3 separate regions of the Homo sapiens genome follow, and regions 2 and 3 are each linked to region 1. A link is a contact called in ENCODE Hi-C or POLR2A ChIA-PET data. All regions are on one chromosome and are shown on one strand. The core of a region is the stretch at or near the end of the contact, and the rest is flanking DNA. Distances in the headings are between cores, read along the strand shown.

Region 1 (4,316 bases), core at 985-3,484:
GGAAGTCCTTCACCTCGGCATGGGAGGAGGGAGCAGCACGGAAGGATGGCTGCACACTGGACAGCCTGGAATAAGAAATAACAAAGCAGAGAAAAGCGCAGAAACTGTGGCAACTAGTTAATTGTAAAAATATGATTCTGCCACCTTGCTATGTATTATTTGCTTATAAGAAAAGCCATTAGCCATTGTATAAAGAAAGAAAAGGAATCGTTACTTAATCCTGTAGGACACCGAGCCTGAATCTGTTGACTTGCCTAGAATTCAGTTCAGGCATTTTCACTGAACCTCCACAGGAGCTTTTAATTTGTTTTCATTTTCAAAGAGTTACAAAAGATATGCAATTCTCACAAAAGAAGAGGAGGAGGCAGGGGTGGGGGGAGGAAAAGAGGAGGAGGAGAAGGAAAGGAAGAAGAAAGGAAATAAATCTCAGAATTGTTTGTAATCCTATTATATTCATAACTCTAGTTTTTCTTTAGGCAATTCACTATTAGTATCTGAAGTAAAATGGTGCTACTAAATGTGAAAAGTTATAAATGAATGCATTTGGATGGGAAATAAAATCAACATTCAAATTACTGGATTGCATATACAAAACAATGCTACAGAGAGTGAAAATCAGCCATTTGTTTCATCTTATTGGCACTGTACTGGATATAGCTATATTACTATTATCAGGAAAATCATTAAAAATTCTTTTCCCCTACTCTAAGGAAAAAAATTAGGGGCTAAATCCACTATCTATATAAGCTCACCTGGAGCAATGAAGAACAAGAGACCCAGTGCTGAATTCCATTAAAGTAAGACATAGATTCCACTACATCCCTGGATTCACCACTGGTCAAATTATGAATCCCAAACATAACTACACCCAGACTGTGCACATGCTGAGTCCAGCCATCCAATCCAGCATAACACCAAACTGCAGAGAAGGAAGGGAGTCAGTACATATAGGCGTGTAATAAATCGCAAGCAATCAAATTTCAATACCAAAGGAAAAACAAAAGCTAGCATCCACAATATTATTTTTCTTTCTCTGTATGTCCTAGAAGAAACCCACATGTCATCTGCACTTGCTGTGTGGTTCACCTGCTGCAGTTTGCCTCTTCCACCAATGCTTCTCAAATAAGAATCTCCTACCAAAGGACGGGTGAGAAAGAGACATGGTGCATCATCCTGGAGTGCACTGAAACTGTTTTCTTTATCTTGAAGGGGAAACAGATGGAGAAAGGTTGAAGGTGTGGTGGGGAGATGAAGTCCTAAGGAATTTGGCTAGCCTTTATTTAACATTATTTTCATTTTAAAAAATGCATGAAAACAGTAGAATGACATTGTGCATGGCTTTTCAATTCTGTTTGCAGAGGGTCACTTTGGAGCCATGCTTCTCCAACCTGTGGAGGTAAATGCTCATTCCCCTCAGCCAAGGGCACTCTGGTAATAAGAAGAAGCCCAGAGAAACCATTTCAGTAAAATCCTAAACCTTAAGTCAAAGTCCCCTGCATTACAAGGATACAGATGTACAAGATACTAAGGATTTAACCATGTTTAACAATGAAAAGTGGTCTTTCAAACGATGAGATACGGCTCTACTGGAGGACTCTAGAGCCTCCCTGTCCAATACAGTAGCCACTAGCCACATGGATCACCTGAGGCCAGGAGTTTGAGACCAGCCTGACCAATATGGTAAAATCTCATCTCTACTAAGAATACAAAAATTAGCCAGGCATGGTGGCAGGTGCCTGTAGTCCCAGCTACTTGGGAGGCTGAGGCAGGAGAATTGCTTGAACCCATGAGGCGGAGGTTGCAGTGAACCAAGATAGTGCCACTGCACTCCAGCCTGAGCAACAGAGCGAGACTGTGTCTCAAAAAAAGAAAAGAAAAGAAAAGAAAAAAGTAACAAAGGATTGTTAAGTCACGGTTGTTGGCTTTGGAAGAATTTGCTTTTCTTGTTCATTTTATATGTCCTTGTCCCTCTTCCACTCAAAAATATGTACAAAAATGCACATAAAAAACATGGAGTTAGAGTTTTTACACTCTCATTAGGAAACTAAGGCATAGCCACATTAAGGGATAACTATGGATATCCAGCCACAGTCAAATGATAACACAAGGCAGGGCTATTATATGAGTCCAAAGGAAAGAATGAGCACTTCCAGCAGGAGTTGCCAGGAGAAATTGGTGGGTCTAAACAGGTCCTGAGAGAATGGGCCAGATGGGGAGAAGAGCTAAGGGCAGTCCCTGAAAAGAGAACTGAATAAACTAAGAGGCAGAAGTGAAACTATGCAAAGAGAGATAAAGGGGCAGTGTTAGCCCGACAGAGCACTTCCACAGAGTAACCACAAAATATGAAGAAGAGCTACACTGAGAGCCAGGGAGAGGACTGTGAGTGTTAGACCAGCCTGGGCCACACTTTACAGACTATAAAGAACTCATTCAGGTCTCTAGGAAGGCTAATGACAAGATAGAAACAGGGTTTAATATAGTGGGGTAATTTAAATAAAATTTAGAATAAAGAATCTGTTTATCTGTGATTTCAAATCCTGTGATATTTGAAGAACATCCAAATGAGTGGCACTCCAATGCCAGAACATGTTTACGTTTTGAAATTAAGCCTCTTGTGTCGATGTATTTTAATTGGAGTGTGGGAGGGTGAGGAAATATCAAATTCTATAAACTTTCTAAAACATACATGTATAACTCCAAACTATTCTATTTCTCTAGTAAAAGGGGATGGCATACAACATGGCAGAAAGCTTGAAACAGTATCTCTGAATTAACTATATTGTCTTATTCTCTGTATTCTTGATGTGCTGACATCTGGGGCCTCAATGACATAGGAAGGATGCCCCTCCAAGGGTTAGCAAATTCCCAAAGATAGTGGCTCAGAGCATGTTTCTGATATGCAAACCAACCAATCCCAAATCCGTAACCCCAACCACATCCTTTTATGGACTCTATCCCCCTCCCCTCAATCATCCAGGGGCCAGGTGCTGGACAACCAGGAGCTACCCCTACAGCCCTGTCAGCTGAAATTATTCAAACTATCCAGTCCTAAGCCTATGTAGTTTACTTACCTGGCCTTGCCCATTCCTTCCTGCAAAAAAACACAATAAAAGCTCCTGCCCTCAGTTCTGTCTCTGTCGCTCCCTTTCCTCTTTGCGTACTGATTTTGCCTTGGTGCTTCCCTGTTTGGCTCTGTGTGACATGTCTGTTTCTAGAGGCCTGTGAGCATAATTAAAACTTCTTCCTTCATAACAATCATTTTCATGTTTCTGTGCCTTACCACACCTGATTAAAACGAATCTCAGGTACCATTAAAATAACCTGTCAAGCTTGAATCCAGAAGGTTCTCAATGTGAATTATTTGATCTTGAGACCCATTCACCAAGTACCTTGTGTTTCTACACCAACTCTCCTTTCCCTTATGCAGGTAACTAATTCAAGAACCATCACCAAAATATCACTTCTGAAAAGAACCATTCAGGATTTTCTGTGATTCAGAAGGTCATTACTGGAGCTCTGACATGAATTCATTCTTACCAGTAGACTCTTCCGCTCACCACGAAATGGTAATTTATACTCCATGAGGACGGGAGGCTCTGGCTACCTTGCTCATTGTTGTATCTCCAGCACCTACGTGTGTCTGACACAGTGCATACCTAATAAATGTGTCTGATGAATAAATGAATTGTAAAGAATAGTATATGTTGATATAGACAGCCTATGGAATACAGCTTAGAAAGAATACCAACACTCCTAAGTGGTAGGCAGCATGCCAGTAAGTTAGAATAATAGGTTCTAGAGTTAGACTAAAGGTTAAATCCCTACTCTCCCATTTACTAAGTGTGCACCCTTGGGCAAGTCACCTAACCCTACAAAGCCTCCAACATTTCATTCATAAAAACTGGGAAGACCAAACCTACTTCAGAAGGAAAGGATTAAACAGACTAGCCCATGTAAAACATGTAGATTCCGGTTAAGATGGTAAATGTAAATTCATGTTGTGGAGTCCCACATCATCATCCCCACATCTCCATTTGAAAGACAAAGCAATGATGGATGAAATATGGTTTTTAAAGTACAGTAAGAGTCATAACCATAGTAAAAAAAAAAAAAAAAGTATGATAGGCCAGGCATAGTGGCTCATGCCTGTAATCCCAGCACTTTGTGAGGCCGAGGCACATGGATCACCTGAGGTCAGGAGTTCAAGACCAGCCTGGCCAACATGGTGAAACCCTGTCTCTACTAAAAAATATAACAATTAGCCGGGCACGGTGGCAGGCACCTGTAGTCCCAACTACTCAGGAGGCTGAGGCAGG
Region 2 (4,316 bases), core at 1,317-3,816, 110 kb after region 1:
ATATTTATCATGTTGAGTCTTGTTCAGTATTGTTCAGTGGAGTCTTAGGCTTAATTACATTTGGAGGTCTTCTGATATGAAGTATACAATTGATTGTCTGAGGCTGGAAAACTTTTTATGTATTTAATTCTGTAAGAAATAAAATTTGCCAGGTGTGGTGGCTCATGCCTGCAATCCCAGTGCTTTGGGAGGCCAAGGTGGGAGGATCACTTGAGGCCCAGAGTTCAAGACCAGCCTGGGCAACACAGCAAGACCTCCTGAGTGGCTGGGACTACAGGCACATACCACCATGCCTGGCCAAAAAAAAAAAAAATTAGCCAGGCATGGTGGTGTGTGCCTGTAGTCCCAGCTACTCAGGAGATTAAGGTGGGATTGCTGGAACCCAGAGGGTTGAGGCTGCAGTAAGCTATGATGATGCCACTACATTCCAGTCTGGGCAACAGAGCAAGACACTATCTCTTAAAAAAAATAATAAAAGTAAAAAGTAAATAAAAAGAAACAAAATTTGCCCAATAGAAAATATTTATGATGACGATTCCTTCCCAGCTTATCAATTTTTTTCTCAAATAAATTTTTGACCCAGAATGGCTATAATAAAAAAAGATATAAAAACCAGTGTTAGCAAGGAGGAGAAACAGTAGAAATGCTTATATACAAATGGTGGAAGTAAATGTTACTACAGTCATTTTAGAAAATTATTTGTTAGAAAACTAAACATCTGAGCCAAGCATTTTTGGCAGAATTCTGAACATGTACTCATCTATGGAAATGTACTAAAATGTTCACAGCAGCACAGTTCATATTAACCTCTGCCTGGGGCTCAGCACACAATACCCTGAAGTATGGCCCCTTGGCGTGCTGAGTACTCTGAACTGAAGGAGACTGGAGGGGCCTCAGAAGCAAAGCCTCTGACCTCCTCCTGCCCTTGTTCTCCTCTCCCTTTCCTCCCGCAAGCCATGTCATAGAAACCAGGATTCCTCTTTTCCTGAAGTGGGTCATAGAAACTAGAACTCCTTTCCCCCAAGGCAAGCCACAAAAGCTAGAAAGGACACTCTCTGATACGCCTCCTCTGAAGGTAGGCCATAAGACCCTCTTCCAAGAGGGATCCTGCTTGGATCTAGGAGGAAGAAATGCTGTATACACAGAGGCCAATAATATGAACAAACATTTTAAAAATCTTAAATAACTGTAAAAAATTAAAAGATAAAAAATAAATGATAAATCTAAGAAAAAAATTAAAGGCCAGTTGCATTGTAATCCCAGCACTTCGGGAGGCCAAGGTGAGAAGATTGCTTGAGGCCAAGAGTTGGAGACAAGCCTGGCCAACATGGTAAAACCCCCGTCTCTACTAAAAATACAAAAATTAGCCGGGTGTGGTGGTGCACTCCTGTAATTCCAGCTTCTTGGGAGGCTGAGGCACAAGAATCACTTGAACCCTGGAGGTAGAGGTTGCAGTGAGCCTAGATCGCGCCACTGTACTCCAGCCTGGGTGACAGAGCAAGACTGTCTCAAAAAAAAAAAAAAAAAAAAGAAAGAAAGAAAGAAAGAAAAGGAAAGGAAAAAAACGGAAAGAACCTGAACAAGTAAAGGGTCTTTGCTGGGTTCTCCCACTCCATCCCTTTTATTATCATTGGACTTTTTGTCCAATCACGCTTCTCCACAACTATCCACTTCTTTATTCGGACTTAGCATACAAAACAGGGCAAAATGAAACAGTTTTCCCTGGGGTTTGGGTCTTCACTTCTGAAGTCTCCCATATCATGTAAAACTTGGATAAACATATGTGTTATACTTTTTCTCTTGCTGGCCTGTCTTTTGGTAGAAGAGTGTCAGCCACAACCCTTGTGATGAGTGAGGAAAAGGCATTACCTTGTCATCCCCTGCACCCCAAACTGGGAAGGATCCAAATACTCAGCAAGAGTAGAATGCATAAATAAATTATGGTGCTGTCATAGAGTAGAATACTGTGTTATACAGCAATAAAGCTGTTCCTCTATAATTGGTGCACATTTCTGTATTATGCTGTAGCTCAATAAGAGGTTTATTAAAAAGGAATATCTGATCAATATTTGTTTCTGTTTTCAAAACATTAAAAAAATTCTCTGTGTCTTTAAACTCTATTTTTTTTTAATTAATAGCAATGTAATTGGTCCATCTATCCTTGCTCAACTCAGCATGTACCAAACCCAGCAAGAGTGAAGCCAGGGCTTGGCATGGTCTGGGCGTGTCCCTTCTAGATGCTAGCAGGATTCCTTCCAGGTTATGTTGCAAGCAACATTGCCTCATTAAATACTTGTACTGATGGGGATATCAAAGCTTGCACTCCAAAATGGAAACCGAGCTACAATTGCAATCGAATTTTGAGAAAATGTAGTTTTTGAACACAGTGGGGATGAACAAGAGGGGCTCAGACCAGAGGGTATTTTCTTATACTCCCTGAAAAGGAGGTGTCAGATCACCACTATAGCAATCATCACCATAATTAGCTGAGACTTCCTCTTTAGTGGTTGCTCAACACCTTCATTTGACTCTGCTGCTCACTCTAGCTGCCTGGGAGTTGGTGCCGGCATTTCGCAACACAGCCGGTCCTTGCCTACCAACCGCACTGTCTGCCAAGCCAAGAAGGTGGAGAAACTGCAGGTTCATGTTACAGGCTGAGCCAGGGGAGGTTTCTGAGCCCTCTCTAGCACTTGGCCTAAGCCTCCAGACTTCTCTGTCATACCCCAATGGTGCCAAATATCCAGAAACTAGCTTCCTAAAGTGGCTTTAACAAAAATCAACTTTATTGAGGTTTCATTTAATGCAATAAACAGCATCCATGTTGTAATGGGTATGATTTCGTGAGTTTTGGGAAGATAAACATAAATCCATGGCCATAATCAAAATCATGGACGCAATCGAATCACAAAGCATGTCTTTCCTCCCTAAAATTTTCTCAAACCCCACTGCAAACCCCCACCTCATCATCACTGTAGACTAGTTCACATTTTCTAGAATAAACTGGCTTTTGGATAAATGAGGGTGGGGATGTGCCAACCTAAGCATGTTTCACATATGCACACACATGTGTATAGACGTACTTCTTTCTTGGAAGGGAGTCCCTTCCTGCAGCTCATGCCAAGGCAGACAGCCCTAGGTGGCTTCAGAGCATATCCTGTGACCTCCTGGACATAGGGTTGCAACAGGATGGGGCACCTGACCCAGCACCTTGCAAGGAGGGTTGACCGGAGTGCTCTGCAGGGGCAGAAGTTCTGAGTCAGCTCAAGTGGGGACACAGAGATATTCAGGGGCTAGGATGGTGGGTGGTGGCGGTAACTGCGGAGCAACAGGGGCAAAAGTGGCTGAGCCCTGAAACGGAGTTCTCGCTGTGCTGGAGGCTGGAGCTGGAGATCAAGGTGTTGTCGGCGGGGTTGGCTTCTCGTTGGGCAGGGTGGCTTCCTCTCAGGCCTCTCTCATTGGCTTGCAGGTGGCCATCTGCTCCATGTGTCTGCACACGCTTTTCCTCCTGCAAGTGCCTGTGTCCTCATCTCCTCTTCTCCTAAGGACACCAGTCACATTGGAGTAGGAACTGCCCGTGTGACCTCGTTTTACCTTTATTACCTGTTTAAAGGCCTTAACTCCTAAGAAGGTCACATTCTGAGTTTCTGGGGGCTAGCATATCAAAATATGAATTTGTGGGGCACACGATTCAGTCCAGCATCCATAAAGGTGGCGGATGGGTGAACTCCTCCTGTTGTGGGCTGGGGGTTCAATGTCTCCTCAATGGAACTGAGCCCCTGGGATCAGGAACTGCTCTTGGTCCCAGACAGGAGTCCTGAATTTCAGTCCCTGTGAGGCCTCCCTCAGCACAACTGTCTGTGAGTTCCTAATTTTCCTGTTGCTTTTGTTCCTCATCTTTTCTTGGCATAAACCCCTGTTACCTGAGGATGACCCAACTGAGTAGCTGTTCCCAGGAGGTAAAATTATAAAGCCCGTTGGATTATAGCATCTATGGCCTAATTACAAATAGAAAGCAGGGAGAAGGGGTGAGAAGTGAATTCTTGGCCTAGTGGGAGAGGAAAGAAGTGGCTAACCCCTTTCCTTTTACTAGTCATAAAAACCTTTTTTGTTGTTGTTCTGGCAATCAAGGTAACAATAAAATAAGACAATTATTACCAAGAGGTATTCCCTATGCCCATTTAAATCGGTGCTCATAAACTTGTCTTGGGCATACAGGCCAGAAGTGCCTCATGTGTTTTTTGATAAAACGTCCTCCCGAGGGCAGGCAGAAATAGCAGAGCACAGGCTCCGCTCTGTGGGGTCATGGGTTTCAGAGC
Region 3 (4,316 bases), core at 1,333-3,832, 90 kb after region 1:
TTGTCTCCATGCTTTGACATCACTTTTATCCTATCCTCATGGCCACGGGTGTGGGGTCGAGGATAAGAACTGCCTCCTGAATTATCAAGAATGCTACCTCCAAAAAAACAGTTTGTCACAGTGATTAATAACGCAACTGCCTAGTTCTGTTTTAATCCTTGAGTTGTGAGAAAAAAGTACTATGTTTGGAAGAATGGTCCTGTTTTTGTGTCCTACTTTTAGGCAAGCAACATCTGCTATAATCTCGGGAACTTAGTTACTTGATTGGTCAATTATTTTTAAATGTATTTACAAAAATAGAAGCTGAATGATTTACACTAACGTCTAATTATTCCTTTTTATTATTCCAGGGAGATTTTAGAAGTAACTACAAAAGTAAGAATTCTCTTTGTCTAAGACATGGCAAACAAGATTGTAAAACGGGGTCTATTGGGCTTCATCAAACTTGAATTGGTAATGGAACACCTATATTAAGGAATATTGTAAATTCAGGAACACGCCTTATGAGAGAATGTTTGACTGCGGTTTTCCAAAAGGGCTGAAATAGTTTTCACTATTACATTTGCAGTCGTGCACATGGAGTGAAAAATGGGCAGAAATCTGGTTTATTTCTTCATTGCATATATTTTAAATGTGTGAGTAGTAAGAAATTGCCTTATATTTCAACTAGCTATGCTGCTTTGCAGTAACAATAACTGGAATAATTAATACACTGGATTTGCACCAACTTGATTGGAAGGATTTATGTTTACGTCCCCCACCCAGCAGAGCTGAATTAGGTAGGCAACTCGTGGTTCCAACTTTTTTGCACTAAAGGCCATTTTGAAGGTATGCACAACCTACCATGCAATTGTTGACAGCCTGAAGGTGCTGAATGTGTAAAAGGGAGTGTAAGGAGTTAGAGCAGTAGTGAATTTTTGCAAGTCAGAAAAGGGTGGAGAAAAGAGGTAACAGTGAGCAGACCAGCTCCTGATCCCCCTCAAATATTGATAATGACATAGCATGCATGAAACCCACGAAGGAGATTACAGATTAGGATTCAGCGTCATATCTTAATTCAGGTTCCCCAGAAGCAAATTCTAACATTAATTTTTTTTTTTTTTTTTTTGAGACAAGGTCTCTCTCTCTACCGCCTAGGCCAAAGTGCAGTGATGCAAGCTTGGCTTACTGCAGCCCCGACCTCCTGGGCTCAAGTGATCCTCCTGCCCCAGCCCCCGAGTAGCTAGAACTACAGGTGTGCACCACCATGCCCAGCTAATTTTTGCATTTTTGTTTGTATTGTTGTTGTTGTTTTGTTTTTTTTGTAGAGACAGGGTGTCACTATGCTGCCCAAGCTGGTCTCAAACTCTTGGCCTCAAGTGATTCTCCCGACTTGGCCTCACAAAGTGCTGGGATTACAGGCATGAGCCACCATGCCCAGCCCCTAAGATTAATATTTGTGTGAAAGTGATTGATTAAGGGAGTGCCCCCCAGGGACACACTAAAGAAATGGGAAAGCAGAAAGGGACAGGGAGGAAGCTAAGCAAGGTTGCAGGGTCTAGCAAAGTCCTGCAAAGTATGACTTCAGCCTGATCCTGCAAAGGACTCTGGGATGTAAGTCACACCTCAGAATTGCACCCTGAGACAGGGAGCTGAGCTCCCAGCACCCAATAATCACTGGAGGAGTAACTTCCCAGCACTCCAAGTTATTTGCACATTTGCACAAAATGTTTACATTTGCACAAAATTGTTCCAGTAGTGGAAGAACATACCTCCAAAGAGCGTAGATCAGGCTGTTGGAAGGAAAGCACACCCAAGTTTGAAGTGTTGGTGGGGAGTAAGGGGAGTGGCACACAAACACAGTGAAAAGGCATTCAAGAAAATATAGACACAGTGGGCTGGGTGTGGTGGCTCACGCCTGTAATCCCAGCACTTTGGGAGGCCAAGGCGGGTAGATCACGACGTCAGGAGTTTGAGACCAGCCTGGCCAACAAGGTGAAACCCTGTCTCTACTAAAAATACAAAAATTAGCCGGGTGTGGTGGCACGTGACTGTAATCCCAGCTACTCGGGAGGCTGAGACAGGAGAATTGCTTGAACCCGGGAGGCAGAGGTTGCAGTGAGTTGAGATCACACTATTGCTCTCCAGCCTGGGCTACAGAGCATGACTGTCTCAGAAAAAAAGAAAAAAAAATTCTAGACAGAGTGCTGACAGTGCCTGCTATAGATCACCCAACCTCTGGGAGCCTAACCTGTGATTTAGGAAGATGGGGATTTGTCCAGTCCAGGTGGTGGAATCCCACCAAACATGACCACAAACAAGAGTTTTTATGATTTTTGTTTGTTCATTTGTTTTGTTTTGTGTTTTGTTTGCTTATTTGTTTGTTTTTTGAGACAGAGTCTCACTCTGTTGCTCAGGCTGGACTGCAGTGGCCCAATCTCAGCTTATTGGAACCTCTTCCTCCCGGGTTCAAGCAATTCTCGTGCCTCAGCCACCTGAGTAGCTGGGATTACAGGCATGCACCACCACGCCTGGCTAGTTTTTGTATTTTTCGTGGAGATGGGACTTCTCCATGCTGCCTGGGCTGCTCTTGAACTCCTGGCCTCAAGTGATCCGCCTGCCTCAGCCTTTCAAAGTGCTGGAATTACAGGCATAAGCCACTGCACCAGGCCAAGTTTTTATAGTCTTTACGGACAGAATAAACTACCTAGCTCTGGACTTTGTGACATGATTTTATCAGTCACTTCCTTGTTTTCTTGTGTATCTGAGCTTTATTCAGTGCCAGGACTCTAGGGCAGAAGTTAAAAAAAATAAACTGGAAACAGTCATTGTGCATGCAATTGAAAATAAACAAAACGTTCCAGTGCTCTTTGTGCAGAAGATTTATTAACAAGTGTTTTTTGTTCGCTGGTAAATCAGGGGCTGTGACACTTCTTTCCTTTCAAATGGATTGCTGCAAAAGAAATTATAATAATTATAGCTTTGAGAATAATTTAATAATTTGTCAACACTTTTTTCCATCCAACAACCAGAACACAACAACAAATAGATGTATTTTTAGAAACACACCTGATGTTTTGCAGAAAACCATGAAGAAAACTACGAAAACATATTGAAAGAAAAATGTTAATCAACCTGTTCCTCACAAGATAATATCTGAGCAAATATGTACAAGAAGATATTACAGGATGATTATTTCTAATTAGATATGGGCATATGAACAATAAAGGTAATTAAACATATAGTGCCATGGAACATTCTCTATGGCCCAAATCATTGATATCAAATAACTTTAACAGTGAGATTACTATCCACATAACTGAGAAATAAATCAGGTTAAGCAAAGATCATGCCGCTTCATTATTGTTCATTTTGAGAGATTCATTTAAAACAAATTGATTTGGTCGAGCATGGTGATTCATGTCTGTAATCCCAGCACTTTTGGAGGCCAAGGTGGGCAAATCTCTTGAGGCCAGGAGTTTGAGACCAGCCCAGGTAACACGGCAAAAACTCATCTCTACTAAAAATACAAAAATTAGCCAGGTGTGGTGGTGCATGCCTGTAATCCCAGCTACTCAGGTAGCTGAGGCACGAGAATCGCTTGAACCTGGGAAGTGGAGGTTGCAGTGAGCCGAGATTGCACCAGTACACTCCAGCCTTGGCAACAGAGTGAGACTCTGCCTCAAAAATAATAAATAAATAAATAATAAAGCAAATTGATTCATTAGTCACCCAAATCATTTATTCTCTAAGTATAGATCAAACTATTCATGGATTATCTTTTTTGTGTTTTCAGAGACCCCTAAAATATTAAAGAATAATTCCAAATTATAGATAAATTATTTACAAAATAGTAGTCTTAAGCTACCAGTGTGTACCTGGTGATTTTTTGCTGAATTCTTTTTTTTTTTTTTTTAAGTTATAACCTGTATACAGCAAAGGGCAAAAATTGCAAATACACAGCTTGATAAATTTTAGACATGTCTACAGCCATGAAACCAACAAGACATAGAATGTTTCAAGCTCCTGAAAGGCTGTCTTGTCCCTCTCCAGGACCCCCCCAGAGGCAGCCACATCAGCATAGATGTTTTGTTTGCTTTTGAATTTCATGCATGTGGAATCCTACAGTATATATAGCCTTTTGTGTTTCACTTATTTTGCCCAACATTATGTCTGAAATTCATCCTTGTTGGTGTGTTTCTTACTTCTTTAACTACATAATTTTCCCTAAAGAACTTAACAAACTTTGATAGTTAAGGCTTATCTTTTGTATTGGACAGATTTGGAGGATTGAAACTAAGCTAAAATTCTTTGCCTTGATTGACTTGCTCTAATCC

The links. A loop is a pair of places that touch in the nucleus more often than their neighbours do. ChIA-PET counts read pairs that join two places held with the same protein, here RNA polymerase II (POLR2A). Pooled maps may share reads with other maps.
Region 2: a loop to region 1 is called in a pooled map, with 3 times the contacts of the local background. The contact joins two enhancer-like sites. A Hi-C loop is called at or near these places in 1 of 168 maps with a recorded cell type or tissue (gastrocnemius medialis) and 6 of 50 pooled maps. POLR2A ChIA-PET finds 5 or more read pairs at or near these places in 2 of 52 experiments (GM12878 and common myeloid progenitor, CD34-positive).
Region 3: a map of dorsolateral prefrontal cortex shows a loop between it and region 1 (2.3-fold over the local background). The contact joins two enhancer-like sites. A Hi-C loop is called at or near these places in 2 of 168 maps with a recorded cell type or tissue (dorsolateral prefrontal cortex and endothelial cell of umbilical vein) and 4 of 50 pooled maps. POLR2A ChIA-PET finds 5 or more read pairs at or near these places in 3 of 52 experiments (GM12878, H1 and common myeloid progenitor, CD34-positive).

What each region holds. Positions count from the first base shown.
Region 1 is chr20:20,666,542-20,670,857 of GRCh38, forward strand. All of the region lies in intron 3 of RALGAPA2 (Ral GTPase activating protein catalytic subunit alpha 2), which reads right to left. Among named protein-coding and RNA genes, the nearest start is that of RALGAPA2, 44 kb to the right of the region's middle. Within about 2 kb of position 2,235, at least 2 of the 41 ENCODE cell types and tissues checked have a DNase peak (open chromatin) inside an H3K27ac peak, as active enhancers do.
Region 2 is chr20:20,778,070-20,782,385 of GRCh38, forward strand. No RefSeq gene overlaps it. Among named protein-coding and RNA genes, the nearest start is that of RALGAPA2, 68 kb to the left of the region's middle. Within about 2 kb of position 2,567, at least 12 of the 41 ENCODE cell types and tissues checked have a DNase peak (open chromatin) inside an H3K27ac peak, as active enhancers do.
Region 3 is chr20:20,756,674-20,760,989 of GRCh38, forward strand. No RefSeq gene overlaps it. Among named protein-coding and RNA genes, the nearest start is that of RALGAPA2, 46 kb to the left of the region's middle. Within about 2 kb of position 2,583, at least 6 of the 41 ENCODE cell types and tissues checked have a DNase peak (open chromatin) inside an H3K27ac peak, as active enhancers do.